Regions from separate parts of the Homo sapiens genome. Here all the other regions are linked to region 3. A link is a loop called in an ENCODE intact Hi-C map of the cell type or tissue named here. Cell type or tissue: endothelial cell of umbilical vein. All regions are shown on one strand.

Region 1 (8,000 bases), 230 kb before region 3:
AGTAAACACTAGGAATGGCCATGATTATTATTACTGTTATCATCATCATTGTTAATTGAGCCATAAAACATCTTGAAATATGTATTTTTATTTACATATTGTCAGTAGCCAAAATCTTAAGTCTTCATAGACTATACTTAATCACCTCCACATAAATATACATATATAAAAAAGAGGGGTCCCTATGTGTAAAATATGGTAAACAGTAGCATTAGATCATTCCAGTAGCATCAATCATAAAGATTTATGTGATCTTAAACATACCAAAAAAAGCAAAAAACAGACTCAAAGATAAATGAATTAAATTACACCAAAGGGCAATTTATTTACTGGTATTCACAAATAATTAAATACAAATATAAATCACTACTTTAAAAACCTAATCACCCAAAAGAGATACTTGTATATATGCACAAAGATCTATTTACATCAGATATTTATTGGGCACTATTCTAAGAGTTCTCTGTATGTTCATTCATTTAATCCTATAGCACACTATCAAGCAGACACTATTATCTTCATTTTGAAAATGAGGAAACTGAAGAATAGAAAAGTTGAGTAATTTGCCCAAAGTTACACAGCTAATGAAGCAGAGTTGAGATTCAAACTTAAAGTATCAATGTTCAACTTCTACACTATTCTGCATCCACAAGAATATTCACTGCAGCATTGTTTGCAACAGGAAAAAGCTGGAAACAACCCACCTTAACCTACTATCCCATTGCAGGCTTCCAAAGTTTCAGGCAGGCCCAACTGAACCTTATATGTAAATGAAGTTTGGAGTACTGAATAGGACTTGACATATTAATTATGAAAATTAGACTTTTTATAACTTGAAGTGACATGGAGTCTTTGAACCTGCACAAGGTCAAGGAAAGGATCAGTCCCAGAAAAGAGGACGTAAGCAATGGTCTGGATGAAGCCTTGAGGAGCAAATACCTATTCCACTTCCCAGCATAGAGAAAAAAATCGGTTTTCACTCCAGATAAGGAGAGGACTAAAGAGTCAAGAGTATGTGCTAAGAAGCAACTGAATGATGGACAATAAAATGATGGACAATGATGGCTGAAGTCTAGGAGAGGACTGATAGTATGAATAGAGAGGATATTCTGGAATCAATGGATGAGAAGTCTTGGTAAGTCTATAGCATTAAACTTGAATAAAATGGGTGGAGGTGGGTAAAGAGTAGAAGAGAATGCTCAACATCAAGATTTCAAAAGTGCTGTAGTTCTAGTAATGACAAAGATCAGGGTCTAGCCTGTAATCAGGGAAGAGTTAAGAAATGTTCACAGGAGACAAAGAGGTTAAGGAGGTAAGAGGTTAAGGTTTTGGATGACTCATCCACACAGGTATCAAAATCACTAAGAGTGCTAACAGACAAAGAGCATAAGAGGAAGGTTATAATCTACGAACTCCAATCGTCAATGAATGAGACGGTGATTACATCAATAGGAAAGGTTAGAGACATGAACCTCAAAGCATTCAGCTGGAGAAGGGAGTATTAATGGTCTGGATGAGACAACAGAGAGCAAGAACAACGCCCACCCATTTCCTGGTGCTAAAGTATGTAGGATATAAAGGAAAAAAGTTGCCATGTCACTTAAGAAGGTTATGGAGAAGGTAGTAAACTCAGGAAACTGCCCAGTTTCAGATAAGGCAAGACGGCGAATATTCTAAGAAGTTGATGATACAAGAGAGTTTCCTGCTCACAGAGGAGTTCTACAGGGTATGGCAGAAACACATAGGAATGACAGAAGAAGACTTAGATCAGAATTTGGCAATGTACTGAATAGTGACTGCATGAAAGTCTAAAATATAACAAACAACTGGAGACAGAGAACTCTACAGTAACTGAGGTAGAGACAGGGCTGTGAAGCCTGGTTTGATTATCAGTGCCAATGTCTTAGAAGAAGGTAGACAAGCCCTACTGCTTACTCCTAAAGTTTCCTGAGGTCCCCTCAGGCCTCCTTCAGTGTAAGTTTGCAGTTATGAAACAGCAAGTCCTTGAGACTTCACTTAAACTTAAAGCTGTGTTCTGTATGTGTATATATTTATAATTGCAGAGAATAAAGTTTGGAAAAATTTACTCCGAATTGTTAACCAAGATTATCTCTAGGATAAGATTTAGAATTTAGAGCCTGGCACGGTGGCTCCCAGCACTTTGGGAGGCCAAGGTAGACAGACTGCTTGAGCCCAGAATTTCGAGACCAGCCTGAGCAACATGGTGAAACCACGTCCCTAAAAAAATACAAAAAATTAGCCAGGCAAGGCCGGGCGCGGTGGCTCATGCCTGTAATCCCAGCACTTTGGGAGGCCGAGGTGGGCGGATCACAAGGTCAGGAGATCGAAACCATCCTGGCTAACACGGTGAAACCCCGTTTCTACTAAAAATACAAAAAATTAGCTGGGTGTGGTGGCAGGTGCCTGTAATCCCAGCTACTCGGGAGGCTGGGGCAGGAGAATGGTGTGAACCCGGGAGGCCGAGCTTGCAGTGAGCCGAGACCGCGCCACTGCACTCCAACCTGGGCGACAGAGTGAGACTCTGTCTCAAAAAAAAAAAAAAGAAAAATTTTGGCCAGGCAACGTGCTGTGCGCCTGTGGCCCAGCTACTCAGGAGGCTGAGGTGGGAGGATGACCTGAGCCTGGAAAGTTGAGGCTGCAGTGAGCCAGGATCATGCCACTGCACTCCAGCCTAGGTGACAAAGTGAGACTCTGTCTCAAAAATAAAAATAAAAAGATTAAGAATTTAGGAGAAAGCAAAAAGGAACAAGTAAGGAGAACTTTTATTTCTTTTTCTTTTTAAATGAAAATACTACGGCCGCCCCTACTGGGAAGTGAGGAGCCCCTCTGCCCGGCCAGCCGCCCCGTCCGGGAGGGAGGTGGGGGGGTCAGCCCCCTGCCCGGCCGGCCGCCCCGTCCGGGAGGTGAGGGGCGCCTCTGCCCGGCCGCCCCTACTGGGAAGTGAGGAGCCCCTCTGCCCGGCCACCACCCCGTCTGGGAGGTGTGCCCAACAGCTCATTGAGAACGGGCCAGGATGACAATGGCGGCTTTATGGAATAGAAAGGCGGGAAAGGTGGGGAAAAGATTGAGAAATCGGATGGTTGCCGTGTCTGTGTAGAAAGAAGTAGACATGGGAGACTTTTCATTTTGTTCTGCACTAAGAAAAATTCTTCTGCCTTGGGATCCTGTTGATCTGTGACCTTACCCCCAACCCTGTGCTCTCTGAAACATGTGCTGTGTCCACTCAGGGTTAAATGGATTAAGGGCGGTGCAAGATGTGCTTTGTTAAACAGATGCTTGAAGGCAGCATGCTCGTTAAGAGTCATCACCAATCCCTGATCTCAAGTAATCAGGGACACAAACACTGCGGAAGGCCGCAGGGTCCTCTGCCTAGGAAAACCAGAGACCTTTGTTCACTTGTTTATCTGCTGACCTTCCCTCCACTATTGTCCCATGACCCTGCCAAATCCCCCTCTGTGAGAAACACCCAAGAATTATCAATAAAAAAATAAATTAAAAAAAAAAAAAAAAAAAGAAAATACTACTTTAAAAATATTTAAACAAACAAAAACAGACAAATAAACTATCTGTTGCCTTAAGTTTCCATTTTTTTAAATTTGTACTACCTAAAATTTGTAAAAATCGGCCAGGCACAGCAGCTCACACCTGTAATCCCAGAACTTTGGGAGGCCGAGGCGAGGGGATCACTTGGGTCAGGTGTTCGAAACCAACCTGGCCAACATGGTGAAACCCCATCTCTACTAAAAATACAAAAATTAGCCGGGTGTGGTGGCACACACCTGTAGTCCCAGCTACTTGGGAGGCTGAGGCAGGGGGACTGTCAAGAGGCAGAGGTTGCAGTGAGCTGAGATCATTGCACCCCAGCCTGGGCATCAGAATGGGGCTCTGTCTCAAAATAAAATAAAATAAAATAAAATTTGTAAAAATCATCCCAAGATTAAAGGTAAAGAAAGCATCCTGATATGGCTACCTAGTAAATTCTTTCATATTTTAATTTATGTACCTATTACCTAGGGTCAAAGGCCTTTTTCCCTAAATGTATAACTAAAAATTTAGGGCATTTAAATACATGCAAGAAAAGAGAAAACACTACCAGCTTTAAAAAGGCAAACAGACCAAATGACCATCTGATATGTAAATCTCTAACCATCACAATATAACATTTAGTTAAAAACTGAACCATTAATTCCACATTTCAGAAAGAATCTAAACATCTTGACTATGGGCACAAGAGGGAGCAATTTAGCTTTGCATGAGGAGGCTGTATTTACAATTCACTCAGAGAAACTAATTCAGAGAAAAGTTGCCTTTATTCAGGGAAAACTCCACACTACTTTCACAGGAGGCTTATCCTGGTAGCAATTAATAATCTAATAACACAAAGAAATCTTGGAAAGGACAGAAACAAATAGGAACACAGCCTATGAAGAAAGCATCCATGATTAAAAACCAACATACGAATACAGTAATGTAAAATGTCACTACTGTATTTAAAGATACGTCAATTCTTTACTATTTCCCTACAAATAAGAAAAAATTAAAGCATTGAAATTTCAAAAGACAACTGGGTTACTTAAAACTGTATAGACATAAATAGTTAAAAACTATATATATATATATATATATATATATATATATTTTTTTTTTTTTTTTTTTTTTTTTTTTTTTTTTTTGAGACGGCATCTCACTCTGTCACCCAGGATGGAGAGCAGTGGTGCAATCTTGGCTCGCTGCAACCTCTGCCTCCCATGTTCAAGCGATTCTTATGCCTCAGCCACCTGGGTAGCTGGGATTACAGGCATGCGCCACCACGCCCAGCAAATTTTTGTATTTTTAGTAGAGACGGGGTTTCACCATGTTGGCCAGGCTGGTCTCAAACTCCTGACCTCAAATGATCTGTCCACCTCGGCCTCCCAGAGTGCTGGGATTACAGGCACGAGCCACCACACCCAGCTAAAAGTTAACAACTTAATATTCTTTAATTTATGCCAATCACCACCCAAAGAAAACATTTCCATAGGAACCACAATTTTAATCAAATTTAGATCTCTTATATTATCTGTACTTTTAAAAGAAAAGGTTTTGCAATACAATTAAATGTCAAAAATCCAATGTTCCTGTATTTGAGAATGGAAGTGAACTCCAGAGATTAAAATTTATCTTTGGGAAAGCACCTATTCTTGAATTAGTGGACATACAAAGGCAGACTCCAGAGAATAAAGAACTAAATATGAATAATAAGACTGTAATAGGACTACTTGAACAAAACTCAGGAAACACAAGTTAGAAGACAAAAAAAAAAACTGATTAGTTTGACTACATCAGAGTTCTCGTCTACTGAGAACACCCAGGAAAAAAATTAATCAGATGGCAAATTAAAATAAGGTATTTAAAAGTCTAAAACCAGCTGAGCACAGTGGCTCACGCCTGTAATACCAGCACTTTGGGAGGCGAGGCAGGGGGATCACCTGAGGTCGGGAGTTCGAGACCAGCCTGACCAACATGGAGAAACCCCGTCTCTACTAAAAATACAAAATTAGCCAGGCGTGGTGGTGGGTGCCTGTAATCCCAGCTACTCAGAAGGCTGAGGCAGGACAATCGCTTGAACCTGGGAAGCAGAGATTGTGGTGAGCCAAGATCGCGCCATGGCACTCCAGCCTGGGCAACAAGAGCGAAACTCCGTCTCAAAAAAAATAAAATAAAATAAAATAAAAGTCTAAAACCAACAAAGTTTAATGTCTAGAATATATAAGAAACTCCTAAAAAGCAAAAAGAAAAAAAAATTGGAAACCCCAATGGAAAATAGACAAATAATATAAACAAAATCCATAAAAAAAGAAACCCAAAAGGCTAACAACAAGCTTATGAAGAAATGTTCAAACTTGAGTTACCAGAGAAATGCAAAGTAAAAGACACAACTTTATAGAAGTTTGCCTGGCAAAAATTACAAAGCTGGATCATACCAACCGTCACTGCACAAGTAGAATTATCGGAGTCCCCATACTCATCTGGGGGAAATGTACAGACTGGAGGGGAATCAAATTTGGTATTTGTATATCCTATCATTTAGTAATTTTGGCTGGACATGGTGACTTTCATCTGTAACCCCAGCACTTTGGGAGGCCAAGGCGGGAGCATCACTTGAGCCCAGGAGTTTGAGACCAGCCTGGACAAGATAGCAAAAACCTGTCTCTACAAAAAAATGTTTAAAAACACACCAAGCATGGTGGCTTACACCTGCAATTCCAGCACTTTGGGAGGCCAAGGTGGGTGAATTGCTTGAGCTCAGGAGTTCGAGACCAACCTCGGTAACATGACAAAACCCCAACTCTACAAAAAATACAAAAATTAGCTGGGTGTGTCAGCATGCACCTGTGGTCCCAGCTACTCCGGAGGCTGAGGTGGGAAGATCACTTGAGCCCAGAAGGCAGAGGTTGCAGGGAGCCAAGATTGTGCCACTGCACTCCAGCCTGGGTGACAAAGCAAGACCCTGTTTCATAAATAAATAATTAGCCAGGCATGGTGGCGTGTGCACCCAGCTCCTCAGGAGGCTAAGGTGGGAGGATCACTTGAGCCTAAAAGTTTGAGGCTGCAGTGAGCTATGATATGGCCACTGCACTCAGCCTGGGCAACAGGGTGACACTCTGTCTCTTTAAAAAAAAACAAAAATAAATAAATAATTACTAATTTTGCTCCTAGCTACAAATACCCAAGAAATTCTTACTCACATAGAAGTTCAACCCAGCTTTGCTGCAGCAGCAGAGAGTTGGATACAATCTACATATCCATTTACTTAGGGTAATGAGCAGTAAAATGGGTTGGTGGCAATCAGGTGTAACAAATAACATGTATACATAGCAACAAGGATAAATCTTAAAAACATTGTGTCATGGGAGATAAAAAACAGAATAATACCATAACATCTATGCAAATTTAAAATACCTGCATACCAACAACATACATATTTTACAAGAGTACACACTTTACACAGACATTTACAAAGAACATACATTAAATACATTAGGATTGTCCATGGAGAGGGGAAAGGAAATAAGAATAGGAAATTTTGAAATGGAAATAAATAAATACAGTGAAAAGCTCAGCCTAGTACAGATCTACTATAATAAGCCGTGAACTAAGGAATATGAATAACTCAGTCCTCTGAACTTGAGATCCCACAAAAGTACGAGGAATATGAATTAAGCTCACATGTACAGTTGCCAGTATCTCTAGGATTTTCTCAAAACAAAGTAGTTAAAACCTGTTCCAAGATAACAATTTATACAATATGACTCCTGAATATTTAATTCCATAGATTGTTAGTCAATTTTAATCCCTAGAATTGAAAATTCATCACAATAATGTAGAGCAATTTAAATGGGGAGAGGGAGTGTTCTTTTAAACCTATAAATTGGAATATTATAAATACACAAAGAAAGTTCATAATATTGAAAGGAAAACTCATTCCTTCACACTAAAGGAACTTAAGCTAAATTTATCCTGAAATATCCTTAGTGATCAACTTTGCAGTAGGGGCTTAAAAAAATCCTTGGCTCTGAGACTTGAAAGGAGCTAAGTCTCAGGAAACTTCTCTGTAATGATAGAGGGGAAAAACCAAGGGTTAGGAATCAGGCATACTTCTGACAAGAGTATAGTCTATACCACTTACAAAGGCTATGAAATTAAACTGAGGCCATGTGTACACATAGATATACCCTAGCCTCCATATTTCTAAGTCTCTTAGAGGCTTACTACTTATTCCAATCATTCTGTCTAAACTGTCTTAACCGTAGATCATGTTATACATACATATCAAAAAAAAAAAAACAAAAAACTTTTTTTTGAGATGGAGTCTTGCTCTTGTTGACCAGGCTGGAGTGCAGTGGTGCGATCTCAGCTCACTGCAACCTCCGCCTCCTAGGTTCAAGTGATTCTCCTGCCTCAGCCTCCCGAGTAGCTGGGATTACAGGTGCTCACCA
Region 2 (8,000 bases), 110 kb before region 3:
CAAAATTAGTCAGTTGTTATTTCTAAAACTTCTACTACCAAAAATTTAAGTTAGATTACTTTCTTACTGAAGAGACAGAAAGGAAGTCAATTCTAAAGTTTTACATGAACTCTGAACTTGTGTGAAAAAGTGGTCAAGACATCTATATGTGTCTTGCTAACTTTCCAGTGTTAATACTAGTTAGTACAGAATCTATTTAATACTTGCAGGTTCCCAAAAACGAACAGTGATTTTTATCAAGTTAGTTTAAACAGTTCAGTCTTTATTTAGGACTAAGATTTCAAGTCCATCTCCCAACACTTCTATCAATGGATCTGTCAATGTATCTATGTTTGGTACAACCCCCAGCAATATAAAATCTATTTTATGCTTTGTTAACTCAGAATCTAAGAACTAGAAAGCACAAAGTAAAAAAAACCATTAGTAGTGGAATAGAAATCGGTTAAACGAATAAGGTATCTGGTTACAGATTAATTCCTCTTATAAATTTAGATTCCAACAGTCAATAAAAACATGGTCCTCAAACAGAAGAAAAACCATACCATAATCAGAATATTTTCAATTATACCACTGAAATGTCAAAGTGAGTTTCAATGATGAAATGGAAAAGGGGTGTTCATATACAAATATTTAACTTGTTGCAACTCCAAGAATAAAGCACACAGAACAACATGTTTCTGGAGACCACACAACACTGTTCAAATTTAACAACTTTATTGAATTTGCAGAAGCATTCTACAGTAATACATTTTTAAAAATCACATAGCACTCAGTAGGTACATGTATACATGTACATTTCAGAAGACAACAAATAAAATTACTCTCAGAAAGCTGCAAAGATGGACACATATAATCTAAGAATGTGGTAATGGCCAGAGGGAGTACCCAAGAGACCATATTTTATTATGCTTAAGGCTACTACTTTCCACAATACCTCTGCAGTTAAGACTCTTAACTTACAATCACAGAAATGAAAACATGATAATACACTGCTTTATACAGACATACAGATACTGGGATATAGTATAATTTCTTATGGCTTAAAAAAATTTAATTTGCTTTTAGAGTCTATATTGCTAAACTTAACTTTCCACAAAATACAATATATCATGAAAGCAAAGTATTATTTTTTAAAAGGCCCCATTATCTGACAAAATAGATGGTGAACATGCACTATCCCAGGATATCTATTATTATCCAAAGAAGTGTTTCTCAAAGTGTGGTCCATGGTACTGGTCCATGAATTGGTTGCTACCAGTCAATGAAGAGATAAATTACTTGCATCAGAGTGTAAATCAATACATTGCTTTAGCTATTAATAAAATTTTGCTAAAAAATCAAATCCTGTCATTGACCTAAAAAGTATCTCTAGATTTAAATTCTTGTGCATGCTTATCTTGCCTGTGGATAAGTAACAGTTTGTAGACTGGTGCTTTGAGTTGCATTGATCTAGACTACTATGATTGATGTTGCAGACATGAATAAATAACAAAGAAAAGTAAGAAAATATGAGCAAAAATATGGACAAGTTATGGAACGTGAAAAGATACTGAGATAAAAGTATCAAAAAGAACAACATCACTGTTCTGAATGTGTAACAAATGTTTAATTCTGTCCTAGGTATAAAGGAGGATGCATATTATTCTATTGAACAGTAAATACTCCTTATATCCTAATTAGAATTTTCTTAGTTTTGGAGAATTGTAAAAACATAAGTAAAGCAGGAAACAGAAAACAACTTAGAGACTAATATGTGATCTAGAAAGCGTTAAATTGTTTGTACCAGGCTTCCTATCTACGCAAATCTTTAGAAAAGACAAGTAGTTCTACACAGGCAATTACTTTTATACTGTAATTTGATGGGTAGAAGCTTAACATTTTGTAATTAGCCCTATCTGGAAACTAAAACAACCTTAACAGAAAAGAAAATGTTGGCATAAAGTACCTGAAAGATAAGATAGATGTCTTTTTGTCCTTAATTTTACTAGTGTTTATTTCCACGCTTTTTAATTACTTTGCATACTTCTCCTCCAAATAATGTTCCACCTTTAAAGGGAGTGGAAGCCAGCTTATTCTTAGAAGCTAAATTAATTTTGCAATCCTTCAGCCAGAGGTATCGACGACCTACAGTGGCATTTCCCATGGTATGGGCAGCCATCTTCACTTCATCAAATGCAGCTTCACAAATATATGAGGCTGCATCATATGTTTTGCTCAGAATCCCAAGCGCTTGGTGGGTACGACTAGGATCTGAGCTAAGAATCTGTGCAGCTTGACTAATGTCTGCCTGCATAGCCTTAGCTACAAAGGCAGTGTGAGTTGCAATCTGCAATGCTGATGCTGCAGCTTCATATGCTCTACAGAGTGCTAAGTCCAACTGCTGATTGCAAGACTCAGTGGAGGCTGCTTGAATACCTCCTAGTGGAGTGGCTTCAGAAATAAACCCTAGGATTTCATCATCTACTTTTGGAACTGATAATATCTGTGTTGCCTCCCTGGAAGAAACTGGATATTTGCATGCCAGTGAAGGCAGCTGCCTGTCAACTTGCTGCCATTCTTCTTCAATTACTTTTAAAATAGATTCATGGAAGGGAAAAGATAGTTCTGAGGCATCTATTTTATCATGCTGTGATTGCTTAGCCACTTCTAGACCTAAGGTAGTGAGTGAATGAGAGACAACAGTTTTGGCAAAAGAAGACATCAGTTCGGATCCAGGTATGTTCTGAAATGCCACAAAGGAACCTGAATCCCTTTCCTCCACTGACTTCTCACTCAGTCTAGGGACTTTTCTTGGAGGAGACAGGAATTCAGTTTCTTGAAACTTAGACTGATCAATTCTCTTCTGTATGTTTTCTACATCCAGTGGGGGCATAGAGTTAGAAGTTCCAGGCAAACTACCTACCCCACCCTGGACCAACAGAGAATTGACATAATCTCTGATTGCCTGGGCAAGTGGCGGAGAAATTAGTTGTGAGCTCTCAGACTCTTCTAGTGCTTTCCTTTTACTGGAGAGAGGCGATTGATCTGAAATATGGGACCTCTCAGGACATAATGGTTGAATTCCACTTTTCTCTCTACCGCAAATATTTTCTACTATGTCTTTATAGTAACCAGTGGTGGTTTCTTTAATCAGTGAAGGAGAAGCTGCAGTAGAGACCAACATGGCACTGTGTTCAGGCTGAGAAGATGACGAAGAACTTTTCTCTAAACACCTATCATGGCTAGACTTGCATGAAATAAACAAATTCCTTTCAGAGGCTAACTTCTGCAACTGTCCCCTGCCAGGCAAGTTTGTGGCAACAAGAGGCTCCCTAGGTAGGTCTCCCTTAGAAGTATGTACTTTCTTAGCTGCCTGTAGTTCGGTACTGCCCAAAGGAGGACGGGTGGAGATTTCAGGAAAAGAAATACCCTGAAAAAATCCACCACCAGAGGGAGTAGTTCCAAGTTCAGAAAAAGGAACAATATCCCTAGTGGACTTCACTTTCTTGTGTTCTTTCTTCTTTCCTGTAGAGGCAAAAGAGGCAGGAAGTTTAAGCATTACCTGTGTTTGAGCTGATTTTATTCTTTGCCTCTTTGCTAAAAATAGTGCTGTCAAAGGAAAAGACTATAATTTCATATTCTGAACTAATCTGCCAGATTTGCCCTGGTAGACAAAGCTTATTGAGATATAAACAATCTGGATCAAAATAAATAATCACAAGTCATATTAATTAAAAGTTTACAAAAATCAAGTTGTATTTATAATTTTTAAAGGACATTTATTTCACATACTATCCTTAAAAAATATTTAAACATCATGATCAAATTTTAAGATACTATACAGTCTACTAAAAATATAGTCAAAATATTTGCTTTAAAGTTGCCCTGAGGTCAGATTAACAAAAACTGCGAACAATTTAAATGCCTATCAATAGAGAACAGAGAAAATATGCCATATTTAAATGCTACCACTATGTATTAATTATGAAGAATAAACAGATATGTAATTAACAGGATTAGATTTCAAAAATAATGGAGTAAGAAAAAGCAAGTGATAAGATTTAGCATACTGTTTATATAAATTTTTTATTCTTAAAGTATAAAATAATACCATGTATTAGACAGATGTGTATGTGAAATATAAAACTTGAAAGACAGGCATTGAATTAATAATAGTAGTTACTTCTGTGGAGGTGATAGGTACAGGTAAGTACGAGAAACTTTGCCTTTACTTGTAATACTTTATTCTCTCAGAAAAATGAGATTTGTAGCAAAAAAGACAAAGTTAACTTGCAATTTCAGGTGATGGAAAATTATGAATTTGTACTATGTTGCTTCTTAGAATTTTCAATAAAAAGTATTTAAATCAAATTACAGAATTACTCTAATGACACGAATAAAATTTGTGTATCTTGCCAATATTGTTTTAAATTTTACTTTCTTCATGGTCACTGAATTTTGAGTGTGAAAAAATTCCATACATTTGATTAACATCATTTAAAATTTTACCTTCTTCATTGTCACTGTATCTGTCAGAATCATTACTTCCATTCTGCCTTGTATTTTCTGCTGAAGAAGAAATTGTTGGCAGAGGAGTAGAAGATCTTGATTCTGTTCCTTGTTCCCTCAGTTTCAAAAGCTTTTTCTCATATAGCTTCCTGGTTGTTCCTGGATTAAGGCAGAACTTGCTTTAGTACCTGTATTGTTTCATTTAGGATGCAGCTCAGACACTATCTTCAGCAACATTTTAAGCTATTTTCACCCTTTATTTTTCTAAACTCAAGTTCTTAAAAAAAAAAATACCATATAATGCGGCCAGACATAGTGGCTCACGACTGTAAACCCACCACTTTGGGAGGCTGAGGCGGGTACATTACTTGAGGTCAGGAGTTCGAGACCAGCCTGGCCAACACAGGGAAACTATCTCTACTAAAAATACAAAAATTAGCCGGGCATGGTGGCACACGCCTGTGATCCCAGCTACTTGGGAGGCTGAGACAGGAGAATCACTTGAAATTGGAAGGCAGAGGTTGCAGTGAGCTGAGATCGCACCACTGTCCAGCTGGGAGAGGAAGTAAGATGCTGTCTTAAAAAAAAAAAAAAAAAAAAAAAGGACGTGGTGGCTGATGCCTGTAATCCCAGCACCTCCAGAGGCCAAGGCGGGTGGATCACCTAAGGTCAGCAGTTCAAGACAAGCCTGACCAACATGGTGAAACCCAGTCTCTACCACAAATACAAAAAATTAGCTGGGCCTGGTGGTGGGCGCCTGTAATCCCAGCCACTCAGGAAGCTGAGGCAGGAGAACTGAACCCAGGAGATGGAGGTTGCGGTGAGCTGATATCGCACCATTGCATTCCACACAACTATATAATGCACTCTTTTTACAACAGGTGGTTTTTTGGGAAATGACATTTCTTTTAATAGCATGAAATACATAGTAGGTTAATACAGGCCTTTCTATAGACCATCTACTGAAAAGCCATGTATGACTATTTTTGACTGAAGTCTTGCATTTATTTTCTCTACTACTACGTAATAGTACTTGCCAAGGTAGAAAAATCACATGTAAGCGGATTGTACCTCTATGAAAAATAACTATGATTAAATTTCCACAACTCTAAGACATTAATATGCCTGTATTCAGTTATGGGGAAAAGAAAAGTTCTATAAATCAGATTTAAATATAACAACTTTGCAGTTAAAATGACCTTTTATGGAAAACACATATCACAAAGCAAAATTGATTACAAATTCTTAATACATTTGAACATCAGTGACAGTTTAAAACCAAAATAGATTTTGTTTTACATTAACTGTATTATCTTTCCTTAACTCCTGGTAAGATGAGCAAAATGATAATGGATATTTTTTAGAAGCAACATGTGTCCAGAAATGTTATATAAATAGCCTTAAGATGAACAGGTCATACATCAACATATAATTTAATGTAGGCTGATATTATAACACACATTTTTCAGTGTCTCCCTTTTGGAATTTCTTTTTTTTTTTTTGAGACAAGGTCTTGCTCTGTTGCCCAGGCTGCACTGCAGTGGTGCGATCATAGCTCACTGCAACCCTGAACTTGTGGGCTTAAGCAATCCTCCCACCTTTGCCTCCTGAGTAGCTAGGACTACAAGTGTGCACTACATGCCTGGCTACTTTTTTTTTTTTAAATAGAGACAAGGTTTCACTATGTTGTCCAGGCTGCTCTTCAACTCCTGAACTCAAGCAATTCCACCACCTTGGCCTCCCAAAGTGTTGGGATTACAGGCATGAACTACCATGCCCAGGCCTTTTAGAACTTTAAACAAAAACATTTTTTAAAAGTGTTATATATCTGTTGGTACTTGTATATGAATAAGCTTATGATTATTTGGAAGCAGCTTATACATTAAAACAAAATATTCTAAATCTTTATTTGCAACTATACCTATAGCAAAACCTACCAAATCTCTAGCGTCCACAATTTTAGGTAACTTAGAAGATCAAGACCAGATGCAGTGACTCATGCCTGTAATCCTAGGACTTAGGGAGGCCTAAGTGGGAGGACTGCTTGAGCCCAGGAGTTCAAGACCACCCTGGGCAATATAGTGTGCCCCCATCCCTACAAAAACTACAAAAATTAGCCGGGAATGGTGGCACGTGCCTGTGTTCCCAGCTACTTGAGAGGCTGAGGTGGGACTGCTTGAGCCTAAGCTGAGGCTGCAGTAAGCCATGACTGTGCCACTGCACTCCAGCGTGGACAACAGAGCAAAGACCTTGTCAAAAAAAAAAATAATAATAAAATGGAATTTTCTCATCTTGAGGTTATTGCTAAGACCCTCCAAAACTAAGGCATAATCAACACTGCAAAATCTTCATCACCTAAAAGTAATCCAACGATGGAAATCCAGTGTATTTAGTCCTAGGTTTTTGTTTTTTAAGGGTATAATTCCTCAATTCCAATCAAGATAGGACTTTCAAAAGGGTACTTTTAATGATAAATGAAAAAGGGGCTCAGCGCGGTGGCTCACACCTGTAATCCCAGCACTTTGGGAGCCTGAGGTGGGTGGGATCACCTGAGGTCGGGAGTTTCAGACCAGCCTGGCCAACATGGCAAAACCCCATCTCTACTAAAAATATAAAAATTAGCCGGGCATGGTGGCAGGTGCCTGTAATCCCAGCTATTCGGGAAGCTGAGGCTGGAGAACTGCTTGAACCTGGGAGGCAGAGGTTGCAGTGAGCCAAGATCACACCATTGTACTCTAGCCTGGGCAACAAGAGCGAAACCCCGTCTCAAAAAAAAAAAAAAAATAGGGTACTAGGCTAGGAATTTAATAACTTCATTAAGAAGAAGTCTGTCACTAACTCACTTTTTCTTTTTCCCTTATTTATTTATTTTTTTTGAGACAGGGTCTTGCTCCACTGCCCCTGGCTGAAGTACAGTAGCCATCACGGCTCACTGCAACTTTGACTTCCCCCCACCATCTCAAGCAATCCTCCTGCCTCAGCCTCCTAAGTAGCTGGGACAATAGATTTGTGACACCACACCCTGCTAATTTTAAAATTTTCTGCAGAGATGGGATCTCCCTATGTTGCTCATGCTGTTCTTCAACTCCTGGGCACAAGCAATCCTCCCATCTTGGCCTCCCAAAGTGTTGGGATTACAGGTGTGAGCTACTGCGCCCGGCCATTAACTCATTTATTTGGGCAAATTTGCCCAGCTATGTTACCTCAGATTTTCCTCAATTGTCATACAAGACCCACGTCTCAGCAGAAGTACGATATAAGTGGCCAGGCACGGTGGCTCACACCTGTAATCCCAGCACTTTGGGAGGCCGAGGCAGGCGGATCACAAGGTCAGAAGATCGAGACCATCCTTGCTAACACGGTGAAATCCCATCTCTACTGAAAAATACAAAAAATTAGCCAGGCGTGGCAGCGGGCGCCTGTAGTCCCAGCTACTCAGGAGGCTGAGGCAGGAGAATGGCATGAACCCGGGAGGCAGAGCTTGCAGGGAGCCGAGATCGCGTCACTGCACT
Region 3 (8,000 bases):
CAGACGGAGTTTCACCATATTGGCCAGGCTGGTCTTGAACTCCTGACCTCGTGATCCACCCGCCTTGGCCTCCCAAAGTGTTAGGATTACAGGCGTGAGCCACCGCGCCCGGCTGCTATTGTTATTATTTTTATTTTTTGAGGCAAGCTCTCACTCTGTTGCCCAGGCTGTAGTGCAGTGGCACAATCATAGCCCTCTGTAACCTCCAACTCTTGGGTTCAAGTGATTCTCCTCCTTCAGCCTCCGAAGTAGCTAGGACTACAGGTGCACAGTACCACACCTGGATAATTTTGAAATTTTTTTGTAGAGATGGGGTCTTACTATGTTGCCCAGGCTTGTCTTGAATTCCTGGCCTCAAGCAATTCTCTCACTTCAGCCTCCCCAAGTGCTGGGATTACAAGTGTGAGCCACCAGCCCCAGCCTAATGAAAGCTTCTATTAAACTTTGAAAAAATCGGTGTCTTAGAGGTACTACTGAATATGCTGTAGATGAAAAAGAAAAAAACACAACAAAACCCAAAAGCCAAACCTTACTCAAACTAGCTTAATAATAAAGGATAATTCCTGGTACATATAAGGATGATATTAAAAATATTTAACAGCCACTACAGCATAGGTATTAACCAATTAGAGTAGGCATCTGAGTAATAAGAATGATGTGAATATAAATCATTCTGTTATAAAGATACATGCACATGTATGTTCATTGCAGCACTATTCACAATAGCAAAGATATGGAATCAACCCAAATGCCCATCAGTGATAGACTGGATAAAGAAAATGTGGTACATGTGTACCATGGAATACTATGCATCCATAAAAAGGAACGAGATTATGTCCTTTGCAGGGACGTGGATGAAGCTGGAAGCCATTATCCTCAGCAAACTAATGCAGGAATAGAAAACCAAATACTGCATGTTCTCACTTATAAATGGGAGCTGAACAATGAGAATACATGGACACAGGGAGGGGAACAACACACACTGGGGCCTGTCGGGGGAGGGGGAGGGGTGAGAGAAGGGCATCAGGAAACATAGCTAATGCATGACGGGCTTAATACCTAGGGGATGGCACACATTTACCTGTGTATCAAACCTGCACATCCTGCACATGTACCCCCGAACTTAAAATAAAATTAAAAAAAAAAAAAGAATGATGTCACCCATGGATGACAGGGATGGCTATTCCAGTGTGTACTGCTCAGTATATCTTCTTGGCTTCATGGAACTAAAATATCCATTAGTAGGGTCCCCTCAGGTGAGGCTTGATCTGGTAGCTCCATAATATTATGCCAAAAACTATTTATTATCTGCCCTGTCTTCTTTGCTATGACTTTCATCCTAAACCGAGTCCCCAGGTTGGCTGCCAGTGGCTTCTGAGGTTGTGTGCTTCAATATTTTTATTTAGCAAGAAGTAGGGATTGTCTCTCTGTGTCAGCATTTATAGCAAGAATCTTGAGTTTTCCCCTGATTAGAATGATTTGGGTCACATGCTCACCCTTATACCAACCGTGTTGGTGAGGGCCATGACTTGGTTGGTCAAGGTCTATGTCCCACCTGGAGTTGGGGGTCTAATCAGCTTTTCTGGTACCACTTGGATCCCCAAACAAGCATTAGGATACTACAGGGAAGGGGCGAGTGTGGATACTGAGGAAACAATCAACAAATATTCTCTGTATTAATGCAAAATATGTTATCAATAGATCTAACAAGAAAAACTACATGGTGATCTTATTGGATTAAAAGACATTCTATATAATAATTATTTTATGAATTAAAGAGTAAAATATTAATATCTCCAAAGAAAAGTGGGCAAAGTGTATAAATCTATCACTGAAAGAATACAACTGGTCAATAAAAATGTAAAAAAGCACATATAAGTTAGTAATCAAAGAAATAAAAGTAAAAATGTTTATTTCTGCTTTTTGCTTAATCAAATGGCTAAATTTTATGCAGGGAGTATAATTGTCCCACATAACCCAGTGAGCTTATCTGGGTGGCCTGGCCAAAGGGTAATTAGGACTCGGGGTCTTGCCCTTCTCTCAGTTGGAGGGGCAGTGCCCAAGCTCGTCTTCTCATGTAACTGGTGCTTTCATTCCCTGCCGAGGACATGTTGGCAATGGGCTGAAACATCCTACAGGCTCCAGAGTCCCTAGGTGCTGAGTGTCTGGCATTCTAAATAACTCTTGTAAATAGCAGGCAACCCTAAACCACACTGCTTGGTATACTGATAAGGCTGTTCTCTCATGCTTATCATAGAAGGAGGAAGAGCCAGCCAACATCCCTGATATGCCTCTTTATAGATTACAGGAGCAACTGCGGGGGGCTTTTGTCAAGCTGAACCTGGCCTTGAAAATTTCTTCTTTTTCCAATTAAGCTGATTCCCTAGCTCATAGCATGTGATATGAGATTTCACCCAAACCCTAGGGAATATTGTACACAAAATAAATATTAAAAAAAATGATATACTGGGGCAGGCGCAGTGGCTCAAGCTTGTAATCCCAGCATTTTGGGAGGCCAAGGTAGGCGGATCACCTGAGGTCAGGAGTTCGAGACCAGCCTGGTCAACATGGTGAAACCCCGTCTCTACTGAAAATAGAAAACTTAGCTGGGTGCGGTGGCAGGTGCCTGTAATCTCAGCTACTTCAGAGGCTGAGGCAGGAGAGTCGCTTGAACCTAGGAGGCAGAGGTTGTAGTGAGTCAGTATCGTGCCACTGCCCTCCAGCCTGGGTGACAGAGTGAGACTCCATCTCAAAAAAAAAAAAAAAAAATTGATATACTGAATGATGATGAAGTACAGGTGATGGATATTCTCATCTTGTCTGTTAGTCTAAAACTAATTGCAACCTTTTGCAGAAACAATTTATAATATGTTTAAAGGACTTTCAGCATATCACTTTTTAAAAAATACACTCATTAAATAGTAGGTTGATCACTATGGTCAATAATGTCATCCAGATTCCAAGGAAACTCAACAAAAGTATATAACATTGTACAGGAAATACTTTGGCTCTAAGATTAGAGTAAAAAATGTGTAATATTCTATTTCCTTCCCCTGGAGATTCTAGAAATTAGACACCCGCATTGTTATTGGTAAACTAGGTTAAAAACCTAGTGAATAACAAAAAAATCTGTCACTTGATGATTATGATTTTAATAGCAACCTTTAAAATATACATCTGGGCCCATCATCTGGCTTCAAGGACTAAAACTGTAACTTAAACATACAGTATAATGTGGTTCTGAACAGTGAGGCCATCTGGTGGCCGTCTGGAAATTTTCTGACACCCGGTGTCTGCATTCCTGACACTAAACCCCGTCTGGCCTTAAAAGTGAAGCTGCTGCACGGTCGTGAGAACCTGTGGTATTTCCTGAACTAAATCTTCTGGAATGAGTCCAAGATTTAACTGCCAAAGCCAAATTCCATTATACGTGAGGTGGTTAGTGTTGCAGAAGGGTTTCATGCTATATGGCTAGTCCGTGTCCAGCCCGTCACCTGTTCACAGACAGGCTTGTCTATAAATTGCCTTGTTGCAGTGGAAGGTCTTAAAACAAAAGATTCTGCTGGAAACATATAACATGGAGTTATATGAACCGAAGCAGGGCCATATGGGAAGGGCAATATTCAGAAATATATTTCTGAACCTTCCTTGTCTCAGTTTTTTGTGGATTACTTATAAAGAATATGGTCAGTTTCCAGAACACATATTAACCCCTGTGTGGGTAAAATAATAATGTTGTCAAGATGTGGTGAAGCACAGGTGAGTCCTGTTTTCTGAGAATCTCTTTTTCCCTGGACAAAGCTCTAGATAGAGATGATAATGTACTTGAGTTGTGTAATTATGACTTGAGTAGTGATAAGTAAATGTATCTTTGCTTAACAAAGATACATAAGTACTTGGAATATTGCCTTGACAATTTTATCTCTTCATGCTGCAAATTCACAACTCCTACTTGACTCTATCAATTAACTTTATAAATGTAACCTCTTTTCAATCATTCTTAAATGTGAGATGTAATTTTCCTTTTTAATTCTCAACTTGTCTCTTTCTTTTTGAGACAGGGTCTCACTCTGTTGCCCAGGCTGCAGTGCAATGGCATGTCCACGGCTCACTGCAGCCTTGGACTCCTGGACTCAAGCAATTGTTCTACCTCAGCCTCTTGAATAGCTGGGACCACAGGTATGTGCCACCATGCCTGGCTAATTTTTTTTTATTATTTATAGAGGCAGGGTCTCACTATATTGCGCAGGCTGGTCTCCATCTCCTGGGTTAAAGTAATCCTCCTGCCTCAGCCTCTCTGTCATGCTCAGGGCCAGGTTCCAGCGCCAGCTGAGGGCTGAGGGGTATGGGCGGATGTGGGCAGGAAAGTGGAAGAACACTCAAGAAACAGCAGGTAGATGAGACATGGCTTTATTCAGCAGCCCCTCACAGGGTCAGTGTTACATTTATACCTACACAGACATTAGTGACTGAGAGCCAGGTGGGGAGCTTCTCTATGTTGTGTCTACATGGCTATGATTGTATGAGACATGGGAGTGTGCGCGTGCACCCCAATCCCTCTGAGTCATTTAGGCTGTTTACCTTGGCCTATGCCTGCTGCCCTATGCCTGCTTGGCTACAGCACAGCCATGTTCCTTACACTCCATCCTCTAGGCCAAGGGGATCCTCTTGGTGGGGACCTGTGCACATATGGCAGTACCCTGGACCCATAGGCCACAGCAACCACACAGAGAGCAACAACCTACCAGGAATATCCTGCTATGCTACTTATGATTATGAGAGCCCAACATAGGCCAGAGCCCAAAAGACGCCCACCATCTCTGTAGGGGGTCATCAGTAAGGTGCTCAATTGCCTTAATCTCCTATGACACCCCTTGCAAAGCTGCCGTTACATTCCAGTGGTTTTCAGGGATAAATGTACAACATTGTGTCCCTACAAGGCACAGGGGCCACCTATGTCCTTGCATGTCTAAGGCTATGTCTAAGGCCATCGTGTTTTGCAGCACCACCTTCCTGACCTGGTCAACTTCATTAGTTAACAAAAGGAGAGCAACTTGGGTGTAATTTAGGGCCCCAGCTGTGTGCTCTGCAAAGGCTGTAACCTGCTTTTCCAAAGTAATGACACCTGCTCCAGGGATACGTATTGCTAAGGGATAAAACCACCAGGGGGTGCCCTGCACTCAGAAAAAGTGGGAATGCAGTGCCTCCCAATTATGTGGGCAACTAGGCAATGTGGGAAGCATGATGGCAGGCACATAAGGCCACCCCCAGGTACAACGTCCAGTCCAATTGGCTGGCAGATTTGGCCATCCTGTGTCCCCACAGACCCATAAATTCCCAGGGGGCACAAAGTCCATGGGGGCCCGGCCTTGGTAAGGTCGCTTGTTCCTCCACACCCTTGGTGTGGTGACACATGTTTTATTTGCACAAACCTCAGCAGGCAACCATCCTACAGTGACATTACCCCAGTGCTTCTCTATACATCATGGTACCTGCAATGGGGGCACTATGTGTTTCCCATTAACCAGCCCCATTCATCATGGACACTGCGAGTCAGCCAGGGGGCAGGCTCGCCATGGGGTTTGCCATGCCCCCATCCAAAGCCCACTGTGTTGCATCCCACGCATTGTCTGTGGGACCTCAAGTCTCTAGCTATGTCCGGTTCTTCACAGAAGCTGGATGCACATGCCAGGGCCAGCTGTCTGCAGCTGCTGCTGGAAGGGCGGTGCAGATCCAACAGTTGGAGACATTGGTCACCTCGGCGTAGGTGTGGGCCCAGTCTACGATGCTGTTGGAGCCGCCAATCTACCACTGGAATGACAAAACAGGCACAGGAACTAACAGGGCAAGTCACGTCCCTCAGGCAACATACAGGCTAACTTTTCATCTCTGGATAACGATGCAGCCACCAAGGGCTTCTGCCCTGGGTGATGAAACCACACCTTCTCGGCTCCCCGTGGTTCTTTTGGGTCTTGTACTTGTGCCAAAGTCACAGGAGAGCTCACAACAGGCCACACAGACAGTACATATATCCCCCCAAGGAGGGTCCCTTCCCTGGCTGTTCCCCTATGACGGTCAATCGTAGAGGCTACATACACATTAAATACCCAAGGAGTAACATGTAAGTCATACCGCAGGCCCTCCCCTAAGGGCTTGGAGGTTCCATGGCTGACACCAGGATTTCTGTTCCCCTGTCTTCAGGAGCACTGGGGCAGGCAACAATAGATTACTATTTGTCCCCATACTTGGCCGGAGGAGGTCATCCTAGATGTGTATAGATGGACGGGCATGGCGGCCTGGTGTAACAGTGCCTCCACCAGGGCTGGGCCGCCTTTCTGTGGCAACTCATTCAAAATTTGAAGCACCAGGTCCAACCTTGAACTCCAGCCCCGCAAAGATGGGGGAGTAACATGCTACCGTAACCCGTTCTTCAAGAGTCCATTATATCGCTCAATCAGTGGCTTGTGGGTTATAAGGAACATGAAACCCCCATCATATGTCCATCTGTAGTGCCCACTGTTATACCTGCTGTCCAGTGAAACGTGTTCCCCTATCACTTTCAACAGCCAGGGGTTGGCCATATAGAGCACATAAGTATTGCAGGGTTCAAATGGTGTGTTGCTGGTTAGCCACCCTGCAAGGGTAGGCAAACAACAAGCCAGAGGCTGTGTCTACAGCCGTCAGTGCATATGTGTAGCCCTGCGCTTTTGGAAGTGGCCCAATGTAATCTATTTGCCATCTGGTCAAGGGCATCCATCCTACCGTCACTCGCTGTGTTACAGTGGGCAGCTGTCTCCGTCTGGGGTATGCCTGGGCGCATGCCTGGCACTTCCGGCAGGCCTCCAAAGTGTCCTGCGAAGGCAAAGACAGACCCCAGTACCTACTGACCTGTTACATCAGTTCAGTACATCAGTTCAGAAACTGTCCCAGTTTCCTGTGTAGCCACAAAGCTACATCTTGTGTAGGTGCCGACTCTAACCATCAGACCTTGGCTAAGGCATCCGCCTCAACATTACAGGGGGTGGCCAAAGGCACATGACCTGACACATAATAGTTACCTATTTCTGATGACCTATTTCCCAGAGGTCTTGCCACATCGCTTAGCCCCAAATGGGCCAATCGCCTACAAGCCAATTCAGCAGCCCCTCACAGGGTCAGCGTTACATTTATACCCTACACAAACAATAGTAGCTGAGAGCCAGGTGGGGAGCTTCTCTGTGTTGTGTCTACTACCTCAGCCAGTAGTCACTTCATATATGCGGTGCCCCATATATGGGGGTGCTAAAAGCACTCTAGCCAAAAGCACTCGGGGGCGCTGAGCCCAGCACAAGATCCCTCATGTGGGAGGTAAAACGTTCTGGCCCCTGGATATTCAGATAAAACATAGCCTGTCACCTGCCCATCTCCCAGAGTACCTGCACCAAATCAGAATATGATTGCCATTTACTCACAATTTTTGATATCTCTCTGGCATCATTCCAAACAGTCCATATGGCTGCCATCAGCCACTCTATTAATGTCCACACCTTGCCCGTGTGCCAATGATTGGCACAGCTGCAGTGTCTGACGAAGGGAGGAGTGAGTTGTAATAGAGGCCAGCTTCTCCATCTCGGAGGCAGAGCAAGAAATGCTATCAGCCCCCTCATCCCAAAAACGGAGTAGCCAGGCTGGCAGGGGCTCCCCTGGGCGCTGCCAACACTGTTTACTCAACTCCTGCAACTCAGTGGGGGTATAAGCACTATAAGAAGTGTGTTCCACCACTGTTGTGGGGGGTCCTGGGCTCTCCCCTGGGGTCCCATCGGCTCCTCATGTTCTACCTTCTGACGGATCACAGGGCGAGCCCGCAGGGAAGGAGCCCCTCCTCCTTAGCATCAGATCCAACAGAAGTGTCTGACTGGGACGACTGGCTGAAGATCGCACTAACAGCCATTGCTAACTCCTGTTCCAGGCTGCTTATCTGGGCCTCCAAGCGCCCTGCTTGTGCCTGCAGGTCCCCCACC

What was found. Hi-C counts contacts between places; a loop is a spot of excess contacts. Peaks named below come from ENCODE experiments on the same cell type or tissue, not always from the same donor. Only the 100,000 strongest peaks of a DNase experiment are listed, where the experiment ranks them.
Region 1: it touches region 3 in a loop (9-fold over the local background); 37 of 110 quality-filtered maps call a loop at or near these places.
Region 2: it touches region 3 in a loop (7-fold over the local background); 21 of 110 quality-filtered maps call a loop at or near these places.

What each region holds. Positions count from the first base shown.
Region 1 is chr12:98,650,351-98,658,350 of GRCh38, reverse strand. All of the region lies in intron 4 of APAF1 (apoptotic peptidase activating factor 1), which reads right to left. Among named protein-coding and RNA genes, the nearest start is that of APAF1, 9.1 kb to the right of the region's middle. RefSeq lists an enhancer at 7,789-8,000. In endothelial cell of umbilical vein, a CTCF peak has its summit at 4,255 (motif pointing right); a DNase peak (open chromatin) is centred at 4,270.
Region 2 is chr12:98,528,327-98,536,326 of GRCh38, reverse strand. TMPO (thymopoietin) reads right to left here. Exons shown (of 9, transcript NM_001032283.3): 3 at 4,489-4,647. Among named protein-coding and RNA genes, the nearest start is that of TMPO-AS1, 16 kb to the right of the region's middle. RefSeq lists a silencer at 7,859-8,000. In endothelial cell of umbilical vein, a CTCF peak has its summit at 3,426 (motif pointing right); a DNase peak (open chromatin) is centred at 3,436.
Region 3 is chr12:98,420,270-98,428,269 of GRCh38, reverse strand. No RefSeq gene overlaps it. Among named protein-coding and RNA genes, the nearest start is that of TRD-GTC1-1, 79 kb to the left of the region's middle. In endothelial cell of umbilical vein, CTCF peaks have their summits at 3,263 (motif pointing left) and 5,147 (motif pointing right); a DNase peak (open chromatin) is centred at 3,299; H3K27ac peaks cover 1,108 bases.